Linked DNA regions of Homo sapiens: region 2 is linked to region 1. The links are chromatin loops, found by intact Hi-C in ENCODE. Cell type or tissue: heart right ventricle. All regions are shown on one strand.

Evidence for each region. A loop is a pair of places that touch in the nucleus more often than their neighbours do. Peaks named below come from ENCODE experiments on the same cell type or tissue, not always from the same donor. Only the 100,000 strongest peaks of a DNase experiment are listed, where the experiment ranks them.
Region 2: it touches region 1 in a loop (4-fold over the local background); 1 of 110 quality-filtered maps calls a loop at or near these places.

The regions. Positions count from the first base shown.
Region 1 is chr15:86,845,058-86,853,057 of GRCh38, forward strand. All of the region lies in intron 22 of AGBL1 (AGBL carboxypeptidase 1), which reads left to right. Among named protein-coding and RNA genes, the nearest start is that of AGBL1-AS1, 530 kb to the left of the region's middle. In heart right ventricle, no CTCF peak of the experiment used is centred here; a DNase peak (open chromatin) is centred at 4,701; H3K27ac peaks cover 2,128 bases.
Region 2 is chr15:87,474,652-87,482,651 of GRCh38, forward strand. All of the region lies in intron 2 of LOC102724465 (a long non-coding RNA gene), which reads right to left. Among named protein-coding and RNA genes, the nearest start is that of LINC00052, 98 kb to the right of the region's middle. In heart right ventricle, no CTCF peak of the experiment used is centred here; a DNase peak (open chromatin) is centred at 3,230; H3K27ac peaks cover 950 bases.

The sequences.
Region 1 (8,000 bases):
GTCTTAATTACTGTAGATTTATAGTATTAAAATCAAAGTCCTCCAAATTTTTTATTCATAATAATTTTAGCTATTCTTGGTAATTTTCATTTCAATGTACATTTTAAAATCTATTTGTCAGCTTCTACAAAAGGTCTGTTGAGATTATGATATATATCACTTCGAATGTATAAATCAGTTTGAGGAAAATTGTCATCTTAATATTGAATTTTTTAATACATGAATAAGGGTGGTTAATTTTGTTAAATCCTTTTTATAGGCAGTGATTGAGATGACTGTACTCTCTTTGTCCTTTATACTATGCACTGTACACAATACAGTGTACACTCTATTGTTTACCGTATGAACTGAGTTGTGAATTTTAAACCAACCTTGCATTCTTAGGATAAATCTCACTTAGTCATGATGTACAATCCTTTTTTTAATGCTTTGCCCAATTTGGTTTGCTAATAATATGTGTTTATACTCATGAAGGATATTGATCTGTATTTTACTTTATTCTTTTGATCTGGCATTGTTAGCACAGTGATACTGGCCCCATATATTGAGAAATGTATTCTCCATCTCAATTATCTGAAAGAGTTGGTGAAAGATTAGTATTATTTCATCTTTTTTGATAGAGCACCAGTGAAGCCATCTGCGCCCAGGGTTTTCTTGATAAAAGAATACCTATTTACTAACTTAATTTCTTTACTTGTTATAGATATATTTGTATTTTCTATTTCTTCATGAATCCATTTTGGTAAATTGTGTTTGGTAAATCTGGTAAATATTTACCCATTGTTCATTCTCTCAATCCTCTCTCATAAATATGTATATCTTTTCTCCCAAACCTGCTAAATATGTATGACTCTATTGTGTGACACAGACCCAGTGAAGCATAAAAGCCAACTTACCTTCTTCCCTCTTGAAAGAAAGAGCACCTTCGACACATGCCTGAGACTGTCTCCTTCAGTTTGCAAACTGATATTGCCAATAAAACTCTCTTTTCTATTTAGCCAGCCTGGTAGTCTTTTGGATGACAATTACACATATACTTAGATTTTCTTTTCCTTTTTGTCTCTTCATGTGGATTTTTACCATCTGGTGTTATTTCTCTTCAACTTAAATGACTCTTCAGTATTTCCTGTATGACATCTCAGCTAGAAAAGCACTCTCTCAAGCTTTGATTGTCTGGCAATGTCTTGTTTTCATTTTTGAAGGATAGTGTTCCTGGATAGTTGACAGTTTTTTTGTGTGATCGTTTTGCTTTCATTGCTCCGAGCATGTCATTTCACTGTTTTGACTGCTATTGTTTCTGATAAGAAGTCTGCCATTAATTTTATATTCTTTTTATCTGTACATAAGGAGAAATTCTACTTGTGTTTGGCAGTGAACATTTTGGTTACAATGTGTCTATCTTACTTAGAATTTGAGTTCCATTGTCTTACAGATTACTACTTTTAATCAAATTTGGGTAGTTTTTTTTTGTTGTTCTTTGTTTGTTTGTTTTGAGACGGAGTCTCCCTCTGTCACCCAGGCTGGAGTGCAGTGGCGCCATCTTGGCTCACTGCAACCTCTGCCTCCCGGGTTCAAGCAGTTCTCCTGATTCAGCCTCCTGAGTAGCTGGGTCCACACGTGTGCGCCATCATACCTGGCAAATTTTTGTATTTTTAGTAGAGACGAGGTTTCACTGTGTTGGCCAGGCTGGTCTCGAACTCCTGACCTCAAGTGATCCACCCGCCTCGGCCTCCCAAAGTGCTGGGATTGCAGGCGTGAGCCACCACACCCAGCCAAATTTGGGTAATTTGTATCCATTACTTTTTCATATTCTTTTTCTGGCCTTTCTTCTTCCTCCTTTATCTGAGTCTTCTAAAATGTATGTATTGACACCCTTTAAGTTTCCATTTTTTATCTGTTATTACTTTTTATTCTCTGTTCTTCAGATTAAATAATTTCTATTGATCTATCTTTAAATTTTCTGATTATGTCTTCTAACATTTTAATTCTACTATTGAGTTCCTTTAATAACATTTTATTTTAGTTATTATGTTCTTCCACTCCAGAATTTTTATGTGGTTCTTTTCATAATTTCTATTGCTTCATTGAAATTAATCATATTTCTCTTTATTTAAGCATAGTGTTGTTTAGTCCTTTGAACATATTTATAATGGCTACTTTGAAGTCTTTTTCTGCTGAGTTCAATCTATAGGCCCACTCAAAGACAGTTTCTAATCACTGCTTGTTCTTTCACTTTTGAATAAGGGTCATACTTTCTTCTTTCTTTGTATCAGAATTCTTACTGAAAGCTGGAAAATTGTAGATAATGCATTGTGCTAACCCTGAATTCTGATATGCCTTCTCTGCCCAATGATATTTGGTTTTGCTGCTTTTGTTTTGTTTTTTGGTAACTTGCTTTGACTAAGTCTTTGTCATCTGTTTCCCCTTCATAGGTGGCTGCTGTTGTTTCTACTCAAGTTTTGAAAATTTTTGTTTTTGTTTTATTCATGGATTTTTAAAGGCCACGCAGTTATGCATAGCTTAGTAATTAAACAATGATGTTTGAGAGGTTGCACTCAACCTCTCAATCTAACAAGTCTCTACCCTCTGCCAACGGATCTGTGTATGTGTTGGGGAGCACAGTCAGACCCATCCATCTTTTAAGCTGGCTCCAGATTTTATTTTTTGCACGTCCTCTTGCACACGTATGCAGACTTGGAGTCAGACAGTGATGTGTGGATAACTTAGATTATCTTAAGTCTACCTTAAATGTGTGCACAGCTTTCCAGTCAGCTCAGGACTGGTAGAAAGCTTACCGAGGCCCCTTCCAGCTGTCTTGCCTCCCAGGTTTCCTTGTTCAGTTTCTGGCTGGTCTGCTGCTTTATTGCTTGATCACACTAGGTCCTCACCTCAGGCTTGCAGAGAGACTGGTCATTCATTCATTCCTTCGTGACAGAGATACCTATAAACACGGACAATGCTGCTTAGTGTGGGGTGTTTTTTTCCTGCTTGCTATAAATCAGGTCAATCCTCTTTTTCAGTGAAGCTTCTGTTTTTCACAGACTGGACCCACTCTGTTAGAACTATTATGTCAATTGAGTGGGGGACAGGAAGTGGGAGCTACCCACAGCAAGAATGCCAGACTTCCCATTTTCCCACCAGAAGTTCAGTATTGTTTTAAATAACTGCTCCTCGACTTTGTGTATGCATTTGGTTGATTTCCAAAGCCTGAAAATGGTTTTTATTTTTTAGTTTTTACTTTTTTCTAATTTTGTAGCTGATTTTGAAGGAGAGAATTTGCTGAGCTAAAAACTGTGCCATATTAGAATCCCTGTTTCAATAAATTATTTTGGAAAGAAGGAATAGGTGAAAGAATTAATGAGAATGTAACTATCATACTTTCCTCATTAATTAGACATGAAATTCTCTGCTCATTTCTGTTATATGGTATCACATCCCTTCATCATCTTGATCCATATCTTTGGTTACTTATACCCCTTTATAATACATGGTCCCAAGAACTAAACATAATACTTCAAGTATGGTCGCAGTCATTCAAGCAGTTGTAACTTATCTCTGTAGAATGGGTTACCTAAGACTATATCATCCTTTTTCCAATAGGCAGCAATGAGAGTTGAGCCTTTTAATAGATTTTGTTTGGGCTCTGGCTGATGATCCATGGTAGAAAAACAGTGAGACAAAGCATTAGACTAAATTTCCATGGAAGAAATTTGGAATTAATAGCACAAATATATTTATCTTTAAACTTTTTTATGGTAGCAATATACATAGGGGAAAAGGAGATTGTGATAATATCAATAATAGCCAATATTTCTCGAGTACTTTCCATGCTCCAGATACAATTTTAGGTGCTTTACAAATTACCACCCCTTTTATCTTGGCAACCCTACTGATGAGGAAACTGAAATCAACTGTAGTAAAGCAACCTGCCTAAAATAACAGAGCTATTAAGTGGCCAAACTGGAGTTTGAGCAGGGATCCTCTGGATCCAATGCTCAGTGTTGATTGAATATGCAGGGCTACTCACTGTCTAGTGAGGAGAGCTTTCTCATTGAAAGCTAATCTGAGCATGCCTTGCTTATCCATCGCCAGTTCTGAAGGAGATTGAGAAAAGATTGGTGCTGTAAACTTCTAAATGATTCCAATCTACAGCACATTTCAGTGTTGCATGGTTTCAGTTTATGCAGCTTTCTCTGCTTTGCCTCAGCAAATTGCAAGTCCCTCGGAAGAGTCCCTAAGAAGCAGTTCCTCTGGCTGCTGAAGCGGCCAGGCTGCTATGCACGCTGGGATCACATTCGGCATAGTAAGTAGCCATTCCTTCTACTAGAAGACCTGCACACAAATCAGCATGGGGCTAAATAATTCAAATCAGAATTACTAGCAGCTATTGAATCTGAGGGCATTTGCTAAGTAGAACAAAGAGCTATGAAAATAAGGTGATGGCTTTCTTTCTTTCTTTCTTTTTTTTTTTTTTTGGCTGATCTTATGCCAATCACAAGGAAAATATCAGAATTGCAAATCATGTGAGAATAAAATTGCCCAAATCCTGATGGACCTTATTATGGATAAAAGTGGAATTATATCTAGAATAGAGAGAGTAGCAGCTCTGGCCAGTTTCTTTCACAGGCTCCAGAAGTGACAGGCATGGCACAGATTATGCCAGGCTTAGTATCTGTGCTCCGCAGGGGCGATTCCCATTAGCTTCTGTGCCCAGATCCTCATCCTAGGCAGCGTGTGCTGGGTAGCATTCAGGACAGCAAGGTTCTCCTGCCTCAGCAACACTGTGCTTGCTTTAGAAACAGAGTGAGTAAGGCCTCTGTCGACATCACGCTTTAATTTTAATGAGAAGTCATAGAAGGAGCTGGTCTTTTTGGTCTTTTACAATTTGGAAAATAAGAAAAAAATTGTTAATCTTTCCATTCCTATGCTGTTCAGTCATTTTGGCCTAGGAACTTTAATGCTATTGCTTTGTAGTTTCCATTGCATAAAGGTAGTCACCTATGTGCTGGTGTGTTGCTCAATCTCCCTCAACCCAATCGCATTCAATGGAAATGATAAGAGAACTCTGTTCAGCTGTTTCCCATGTGTAAAACACCTATTTAGTGGAGCTGAAATGTACTGATAACTGGGCTCAAAAGGGACAGTCATTTTCAAGGCTTGATAAGTAGCAAGATGTCACATTCTTGCTGCCTTAGGCTATGGACATTACTTATTCATTTCTTCATCCATTATTTTATTAAAAAGTGTCTGTACATGGCATGGATTAAATGTTGGAGAAATTACCAATATGCATTGCTTTATTTGACTTCCCAGTCTTATCTCTGCTCCTGCCCCCTTCCTGTTTTTCACACATTTCCTATAGCACCGACTACATGCCATTTTATAAACAGATCTTTGCCAAAGAACCAAGTACCCAATCGTCCTCACACCATGGGTGCCCCACTGCGCCCACATTGCCTGTCTTTGTTTTGTTTGCTCCTGTTCCAGATAATTCTTTCTGCATCAAAACCCATCTTCCTCCCACCCTCATTTCCTCTGGGCTCTGCCAAACATTCTTATTAACACAGAGAATCATTATTGATAGGGTTACCTAAATTAACCTTGACCATTTCCTTTAACTATAAAATGGGAGTGATAAGAATACCTGTATGATATATTGTTGTATGGCTTAAATGAGATAATAGAAATGCTGAAAAAAATACTTGTCATATAGCAAGTATTTACTTACTATGCTGCATATCATGTAATCATTCCAAAAGCTAAAAAACAAAACAAAACAAAATGAAAAGATAGTTTCCTTCTGGTCAACATTGATAGTAATAGGTAATATTTATATTACTTAGATACTGTGTGAAGCATAATATTTTATTAATTATTGCCATGCCCATTTTATTGATAAAGAAACTGGAGTATAGGAAATCAATAATAATTTTCTGCCATCACTTCTATAATGCATTTGGAGAGGCTTTTTGGTCAATTATTGAAGGGACTGGATTTATAAGTTGCTTTAGACCTTCTGATTAAGGGTGAGTGATGTCACCAATCACAGCAATGGAAAGATCACTTGCTCTTATCCCTTCTAAGTGCTTTCCTGATAGCGTCACCCTCATCTACTATTTTGGGAAAGAGGGCAAGAAGTGGAAGAAAGGAGTGCTGCATATAAAGCCCTGGGAGAAAATTGAAAGCTGGACCTATGGGTTCTCTGATTCCTGAGACTATAAATCTCTAGGATTTGGGGCAGGAACTGATTCTAGCTCAAAACCAAGTCTACTAGAACTGGCTCACTCTGCCCACCTAACCCTGTAGGAGGGGGCTTTAAACAGTTTTGATGGGGGCAAACAGTGAGGACAGAAAGGTCCATCACCTGGTCAAGAACACAGCATCATTGCTCTTCCCTGGGCATTGAGAACAGGAGGTCTGTTTGAAATGGTAAGATATATATCAAACCCATTCAGTGGGCACAACTTTCTGTATCCCCAGAATTTCCTGAAAACATCTTTATTATAAGAGCAAGTTTTTCCAATAAAATCTGCAAAGATTAGTTCTATCTGACTCATGAAACCCGCAAATTCTTCCATCCTCAGAGTCTCTAGAGTGGTAACTAGCTTGATAAATAAAGAATCTGGGCCTAGGCATGGGCAGTAGCAGGAAAGAAAGGCAGGGCATTAACTTGAACCTGGATGGGGAAGGCATGGGGATGGTGAGCAGTGGGGTCCCTGAGAAGTGTGCACACATGAAGGATGCAGGAGATATTCTCCACGAGTTGCTGGAATGGCCAACAGAGATTTGAATTTCATATGGAAAGAGGGAGGTAGTGGGAAGTTCAGACTCATTGTGGTGAATGGTTTTCCTGCAGCAGTGGCAGGTTTTTATTTTTTATTTTTTATTGTTTAGTTGTAAAAAGACGACTGCATCTGTTTTGCTCACCATTGTCATGGCAGCTACTGCAGGGGAACTACTACATAAACACTGTTGGATGGATGAATGGATGGTCCATGTATTCATCCGTATTCACACTGCTATAAATATACTACCCGACACTGAGTAATTTATAAAGGAAAGAGGTTTAATTGGCTCACAGTTCCGCATGGCTGGAGAGGCCTCAGGAAACTTACAATCATGGTGGAAGGGGAAGCAGGCACCTTCTTCACAAGGGGCAGGAGAGAAAGAAGTGCAAGCAGAGAAGATGCCAGACACTTATAAAACCATCAGGTCCTGTGAGAACTCACTCACTATTGTGAGAACAGCATGGGGGAAACTGCTCCCACGATCCAAACACCTCCCTCTCTCCACACACTGAGAGTACATGTCCCTCCTTCGACACATGTGGATTACAATTGGAGATTATATTTGGGTGGGGACACAGAGCCAAACCATATCAGTCCATTTCCTGAGAGTCTCCTAAATCACTTTACGACATCCCCTGCTATCTGGAAACTCTATTCTGATCCACCTGCAAGCCCCCAGACACTATATAGATTATGTGACTTAACACTGAAGCTGATCTCCCAATGCCTCTTTTTGCAAGGTACATTATCTTCATTTAAAAATATCCTTCCTACATTCCTTGAGGGGTTCTAAATGCCCCAGGGCTTTTTTCACTGAGCAGGCCTATGGCTGGTTACCCCAGGTCAACATGTAATGGAGGGCTCAACAAGCCATCCTGTGAACCTCTTTCCTGGAAGCAGGGAAGAGGAATGAGGCAGGCTGCTATGGAGTAGATCCCTTATCTCCTACCTAGAAGGCATCTTGCCTATTGCAAAGGTTTGAAGCAGTGGCTCTCAGGCCTGGTTGCATATTAGAATCAACTGGGGAACTTTTAAAGTGCACAGACTTCACCCTGGACCATTTAAATCAGAATCTCTGGGCACGAGGCTCAGGCTTCGTTGTTTTTAAAGCTTCCCAGGTGAATCATTTGTGGTCAGAGTTGAAAGCCAATGAGTTTTTGTTCTTCAACTCTGCTGCAATTAGAATCACATGGGAAAGTTCCAAAAAAAATC
Region 2 (8,000 bases), 630 kb after region 1:
TTCATTTTTCTTACTATAAGTGAGGTTGAACATCTTTTCATAAGTTAAGGACAATTTGTTTTTTACTTTCTGTAAATCAATGTCTTTATATATCTCATGCATTTGTCTTGTTGTTTCTTATGTTTTTAGAAGTTCTTTTTATGTTAAGATTACTGACTCTTCTGGTGTGTTTTGTAAGTAAGTTACAAACTATTTTGGTACTTGCAAAAATTATACATATAAATTATACATTAAAATACATAATATTATACATTAAAAATTATACATATATTAGAAATATTTACATCATATTATAAATATATATGATATAATCTATATATTATATCCTATTAGATTATATCATATATAATTATATACATTTATATACATTCATATATCTCAAGATTTCCCCTATTGAATGTGGATTTAAGTATTATTAATTATTCCCATTTCTAGATCATAAAATAATTACTTCATACTTTATTCCATTATATGTTAGTTTTTAACATTTAAATCTTTGATTCATTTTGGATTCTTTTTTGGTATATGGGATGAGGACTAGACCAATTTTCATTTTTTATTTTGTTATTCATATATTCCATTACCATTCATCAAGAAGTTCATCTTTCCCCCAGTAGTATGAAATGTTATGGTATTATAAATTCAATTTTTGTATATAAATCTATTACTGGTTCTGTTCACAATGTTTTAATCAGAGAGATTTTAGCTATTTTTGCTTTTTGTTCTTGTAAATGTACTTTATAATTAACTTGTCTGGCTCCAGAAAAAAAAAACATATAAAAATTTTTCCTTTTAATTTGGTCCTATGATGTTTATATATTAACTTTAAAATAATATATTTTAATGATGTTGAATGTTCCTTCCAGGAATATGATACATCGTTCTATTTGTCCAACTCTACTTCAGGAGTGTTTTATAATTTTTCTCACATAAATTTTGCCTGTTTTAAACTTTTTTTATGTTACTGATGGAGTCTTCTCTTTAATACATTGTTCAGGTCTATTTTTGAATTAATTATTGTCTATGTTGTAAGGCAGTAGTCCAACTTCATTCTTTTGCATTTCATATCCAGTTATCCTAGTATCTTTAGTTGGAAACACTATTATTTCCCCCACTGAACTGCCCTAGCATCCTTGACAACAGTTGAGTCGAAATATGAGTTTACTTCTAAACTCTTCATTTCATTATTTTGATCTGTGTGACTATTCTTATGCCAGTACACATTTACTAACACTATGTAAATTTTTAAGTCAGGAAGTTTGACTCCTCTCACTTTGTTCTTCTTTTTCAAAATTGTTTTGGCTATTCTGGGTCCCTTGTATTTTCATAGCTGTTGCTTTTGGACATATAATTTGAAACCAATCAGTGTTTTAAATTCTAATATTTGCTTTATTAGAATTTTTAATTGTTCCATTTGATTTCATCAAAGAATTAATTATGAACTTTCCCTCCTCTCTATTTCTTGTAACTCTACCTAATTTTCCCATCTCTCATTTCCATTACTAAAGTTTCGGATCAATGTTAAATAATAGTTGTGATTGCATGAATCCGTGTAGCATTCCTGACTTCAATGAGAATTAAAGGCTTACTGTTAATTTTGATGTTGGTTATTAATTTTAGCAAAAATAACAATTCAGCAAATTGTTTCTCGTTAATTAAAACCTTGTAAACAGGAATGACTATGAGGGTGTCTCAAATTTCTGAGTCTTAATTTCCCTGTGAAACTAGGGAACTGAAGCTAGATTGGATCAGTGTCCAGTCAAACAAATGCTGGCTTTAGGGTTCAACACAAACTAGCTTTCCTAACTAACTCTGGAATATTGGACCTGTTAATTAATATTTCCAAGCCTAAATTCCTCATTGATGAAAAATTTTGACTGGTCATGCTTACCCTGCAGTGTTTTAGGGATTAAAGCTAATATAAGAAAAGCGCCTGGCATATAATAACCAAGAGACAGTAGCTTTTATTCATTTTATAACCTACAACGTTTTTCTAGCTCTAAAATGCTATGGAGTGCTCTGAACGTCTCTTTTCATACTCAAATATGTAAGAAAACGAATTGCCAAATAATTATGCCCTAACTTGGAGTGGAAGTTTAAACCTCAGTAAAGGACAGACTGAATTATCCCAGTCAGATCCTTGACAGTTTCGTTATGGCAGATAGATACGCCACACAGCAATAAATATAAGAAAACTCAACAATGGAACCGAGATAAGATTTTGTGTGCTATTCACATAACCCAACATCAAAATGAGTTGCCTACTTGACATAGATTCAGAGAGATCTTACGAGTTGGAAGGAACATCGGTGGGTGATGAATTTCATCTCAGGCACAAAGTGTCACTATTCATTCTATGACTTTATTGTGACAAGTTTATCTTTCCATTTGTTATTCCCTTCCACCTATCCATCTCCTAAGATAATTAATAATCACTTACCATGAATTTAGTGACCTATGTACATGTCTCATGTCTCTTACTAGACTGAGCCATCCATGGGTCAAGCACCATGTGATATTCAAATCAGTGATTCCTGGTAAGCGCAGAAGAATGAATAAATAGCTCTGTAGTTGAATGGATGAAAGAATGAACCAATAAATTAACTAACTGGTTAATCAACCACCTTCCTGCCTTTTCCATTCCATTTGCATTCACTAGGTTTAAGTGTAAAGGAAAAAAATCATGTGCAATCATGTAAATAGGTATCTCAGGAATCACTTATGCTTCCCAGCAAGACCTTGCTCTAATATAACTGATGTCATTTCTAAGCACCTCATTTATTAATTAGTTTACCTATGTCAATTTGATTATCTTATCTTTGGGAGGTACACAAAGACTGAAAATATATGTATATACACACACACACATATTTATATGTGTATATTTATAAATACACATATATTTATATTTTTTAGTGTAAATTATTTTTTCCTGGAATTTGTAGGTCACTAATCCAACTTGAATAACTAGTTCATGGAAGGAACAGTACAAGGGACTCTTTCAGTGTCACAGGAGAAAGAATTGTTGGAGACCCACTGCTCACTTTCGCTTTTTCTCCCCCGGACACCTGAGTACCCTCGAATCCCACCACAGTTTCTCCTAAGGCATGTTTGTCAGTGCGTTTACAGAGGTTCTAATTAATTCTTTGTAATTGCAGAGTGTTTTCTGCCTCCATTTCTCACCGCTGTCCCAGCCTTGGAAACAAGATGTTCCACCTCTGGAGGCTGCCCTGGTAAAAGCCTATTAATAAATAATTAAGTTTGGAGACTCCTGCAGTGGTGAGTCATGGCTGGAGATCATGTGGAAGCTGTCTCCATGGTAACTCACCAACAGGAACTGCACTGCTCTATTTCTCTTTTTGTATGTGTGGAGAGAGTGGAGGCAAACGCGTAGATTAAAAAGAGATTTGTTTTATGTATGTTTCTTTCTTTTTGTATTGAAAAAACATCTGCCACTGAATTTAGAATTCGAGAAAGGCTATGTTTATGGCAAATGAAATGTGACCTTCAGCTGGGTGCAAAACCTTCTCACACCTCTCTTCCTTATCCCAAGCTCATCTGCTCCTTCTTCCGGATCTGTTACTGGCTCCACCCTACCTTACTGGGTGTACTGTTGCTTTCCACAAAGCTATTGCCATGTAGTCATTACTGTGCCACTGGCCCCTGCCAAATGCTTCTTCACTCACTTCTCTCCCCATCTCTGTTAACTTGCTCTTCAGTGTAAGCTAAACTTATATAGAATGCAAAGAACATGGATTTTGGAGTAGGGTGGGTCCCCAGCCTCTTCTCCTAACTAGCTATGCGACTTAGGAAAGTTACTGGACTTCTCTCCGTCTGTTTCCCTGCCCATAAAATGCAAATAATAATCCCCCTGCAGGATTGTAGTGAAGTTACAGGAGGCAGCATAAAGTAGGCAATAAAAACATACATTTTTACATCAGATTGGATTTGAATCTTCTCTTTGCCTTTTACTCACTTTCTCTTTTAGGGAAAGTTAATTTCCCTAAGTCTCAGTTCCTTATCTAAAAAGCTGATCAAACAATCACAGACAGATTTATTTGAAACATTAACTTACAGGAAGGTATGTGAAAGCCTTTTGCAAAGTGTGAATACTTAGTACATGCCCATTACAGTTTATTAAAGGATGTAGCATTATAGTTGGTGTCTAAGAAATAAAGCTATTTTTATGATGATGAGTTTGTTGTGAGACAATGGTAACTTGATATAAAGGTCTGACAGGTGGGGGTCAGCAGCTTGGGCACAACAGAGCGAAAGTCATTGAACCCTTGTGTCCTTGCCTAGATTGACACTCGATTCTGCTTCAGATAGAACCTTTGACTTTCTAACCAGATCTAAGCTCAGACTCCTTTGCAGAATCATGACCCAGGCCAATCTTATCCCAGCACTGAGGTCATTTGTTCTGGATATTCTGCATTTTCCTCCCTCCTGTGCTCTGTTCTGTGATCCAAAAGGTTGACTGTATCTCTTAAGCTTGCTTTCAGGTGGCTTCCAGGTGTATAAAACCAATAAAAGAAACCCAATGAGAGCTACACAATTATTTAATAGGAGCAAAGAGAACGAGGTCTGGAACCCAGGAGATTCACTGGGCTCTCTGTTGGTACATCAAAGTTTAATAATAAATAGAAAACTAAGGCAACCTAATCAATCCTGAACAACTGAGAACTTAGATCCTTCCATCATGAAGTCATGGATCATTCTCCCAAGCAAAGAATTTTGAACTGATGGCAGAGGATGAAGGTAAGGAATGGCTGGTGTCAGAGGAAAGCTACGATAATTAACATAGGTCTTGGGACTAGCCATAGAAGTGATAACTATAGAAACCATGCACGTTTCATGTTACTTGACTCTTCCCATCTGTTCTTCCTACCTTAAATAAAAAATTCCAGAAGTGTCCATCAAGTTTCAGGGAGATATGTGAGGGAACTGACATCATCCTATGAAAATATGGTAGCTGGTGAGACTTTTTCTCTCCTCTGTTTTGGGGGCAACTGTTTCTTTACTTAATAAAAAGCAAGAAAAGATGCTGAATGGCAAAACGGGGAGACTGAAGAGGTTCTCCTGTACTTATTCCACCTCTCACATCCCAAGTCTCTTCTTTCTCTGACCCACTCTGGGGCCAAGAAAGCCGTTGCCTGCATACACCTTGCAGATGGTTTCAAGTTGAGTTTGGCCAATGGGATGCATCAGCAAGAGACTGAAGGGTGAAAGAAGACGTAAGTAGAGGGGAAGTGCTTCGGCTATGCCTGCCCTGCTCCTTCTGTAGCTGAGCATCTGTGGCAGATGCTGTGTCCTTCCATGACCACAGCTTTTGTGAGGCCACCTGCTGTGCTATGTTTTTAGATGCCACCCTATCTGTATTTACTCTCTTACCCTGCCAATTCCTCTGCACGTCATCCCTTCATTGAAATCTTTCAGTTGAACCGAATTCTGCTTCCTACTAGGCTGTTACTCACATTGAACCTATTCCTGGACCCCATTCATGTGTCAGTGCCTTCCATCTCTGCATTGCCTACACGTAGCTGGTTCTCAATAAAGGTTTGTTAAAATAAAATATTTTGTAATTAGAGTGACTTAGGGTTATCTAAAAGGAGGTCAGCCAGAGGTCAGCTAGAACACGGACATAATTTGGCATGACCATAACTCCCATTTGCTAACCACATCTGTAGGTAAGTACTAAAATCTTGGTCTTTTTCATCTATCAATGTCACCAATCATTTGAAATCATTGCTTTTAAGAAAAATCAAACACAGTCAGAATGGTTCATCACTGTTGAGAACTATTCAAATTTTCTCCAAATTGACTTGACATCTGTGGTTACCACCATAGGCAACAGTTAGCAGTGCCTTAGGAAGCAGACTGCAAGATAAGTCTAAAATAAGAAATAATTGCCTATTTATTTTGAAAAGTTTCTAAGCCAAGAAGAGTGGAAATAATGTCTCAAGATCCCCTGGAATCACTGGCCCCCTAAGCAATGAGAATTGCTAACATAGAACTCTGCTCAATCCTAGAATCAACTCAGCAGGCTCCTCACAGGCAAGTTCTCTGCAGGCTGTTGTCTCTTATTCCTTCCATGAGATATGATTTTTGTAGCCATAGTTAATGTTCTACTCTGCCCTCTAGACATCACTTCCATCTTATCTGTGTCATATTAGTGCCTGTGAATCCTACAGGAGAGGACAACTTAAAAAACAAAATATAAAAAACTGCCATAAGATCCCTAGTGTTTTTTCTTTTAATCTCCAGGAATATTTCATTTCCTGCATTGGGAAGCAACCTCCTGTCTCTTTCTACTGTCTGGAGTTTTTAGTTTATCACTTCAGCCTTGGAAACTTATGAAGTCCCTGTGTTATCTGCTGGGCAGAGTTTTAACCCAATTGATCTATTTATTTATTCCACACATGTGCAGTCCTGTCTAATTCATTCTCCCATCTTGGCATTATCTGTGATTTCTGAGCTCTTCTATTGGTTTTACTTCCCTGTTAGCCACTGTGTAGTTTATAAACAGCTTGACTGAGGGGTTTCACTTAGAGTAATGTGGGTTCACCCCAAATGAATGCTTAGAAGCAGCAGATGAAATTTTAGTTCTCTGAAATGCAATGGATGTAAATCAGATTAATTGTCTCACTGACTCTGGGAACACCCAGGCATCTCATTTCCTGCCTAAGTCGTTGGAGCTTTCACGTTAACTTTTGGCAGGTAATGCGGTTGGGACCAGTCATTCACCACCAATAACTGCTCTGAAAACACATCAGGTTAAAAACTGTGACAGGTAGGTTGGGCTTTGCTTTCCAGCAAATCAAATTCCAGTAACTCAGCCCCTTTGTCCTTTTACTCTCTCCCACTATCCCAGAAAGGTTTCCACATGTGAGCATGGGGTATGCAAGAGGCTCTTTCTCTTCTGCCATTACTCCAGGAAAGAAACAAGACCATGTACCTACAGGGTTCTCTCTTAAATAATGTATGATTTCAAGAAAAGAATGTCATGCTAGGCCATCATTTTTTACTTATCGTAGGGTTTGTGGAACCCACTTCAAACAGAGACAGGCATTATAGTAGTTTTGTGATTAAAAGCATGGAAAACAAAAGTCTGTATAAATATGTGTATATTCATGTTTATGACATATTCTAATTCAGGTTAATTAGAATAGCCAAAAGCTGGAAACATCCATGTGCCCATCAACAGGTGAATGGATAAACCAATTGTGGTTGTATCTATATGATGAAATACTACTAAACAATAAAAAAAGAATACACTACAGATACACTGTGAATGTACCCTAAAGGAATTATGCTAAATGAAAGAAATCAGATAAACAGGTACATAACATATGATTCCATCTATATAAAATTCTAGAAAATGTCAATGAGTCTATAGAGTCAGAAAGTAGATTAGCGGTTTTCTGGGATAGGCAAGTAGAAGAGATGACAAAGGAGCATGGGGATGGTTGGTATGTATTCCTCATCTCATTTGTGGTGATGGTCTCATAAGTATGTATGTATGTCAAATGAACGGATAAGGAAAATGTGGTACATATAGACAATGGAGTAGTATTCAGCCATAAAAAAGAATGATATCTCCTATCATCTGCAACAACATGGATGGAACTGGAGGTCATTAAGTGAAATAAGCCAGGCATAGAAAGACAAACATCACATGTTCTCACCTATTTGTGGGATCTATCAATCAAGACAGTTGAACTCATGGACACAGAGAGTAGAAGGATGGTTACCAGTGCCTGGAAAGGGTAGTGAGGGGCTGGGATGGCTAATGAGTACAAAAAGAACAGAAAGAATGAATAAGACCTACTATTTGATAGCATAATAAGGTGACTATAGTCCACAGTAACTTAATTGTACATTTAAAAATAACTAAAATTGGATTGTTTGTAACACAAAGGATAAATGCTTGAGGTGATGGATAACTCATTCTGGAAGGCATGGTTATTTCACATTGCATGCCTGTACCAAAACAGCTCACG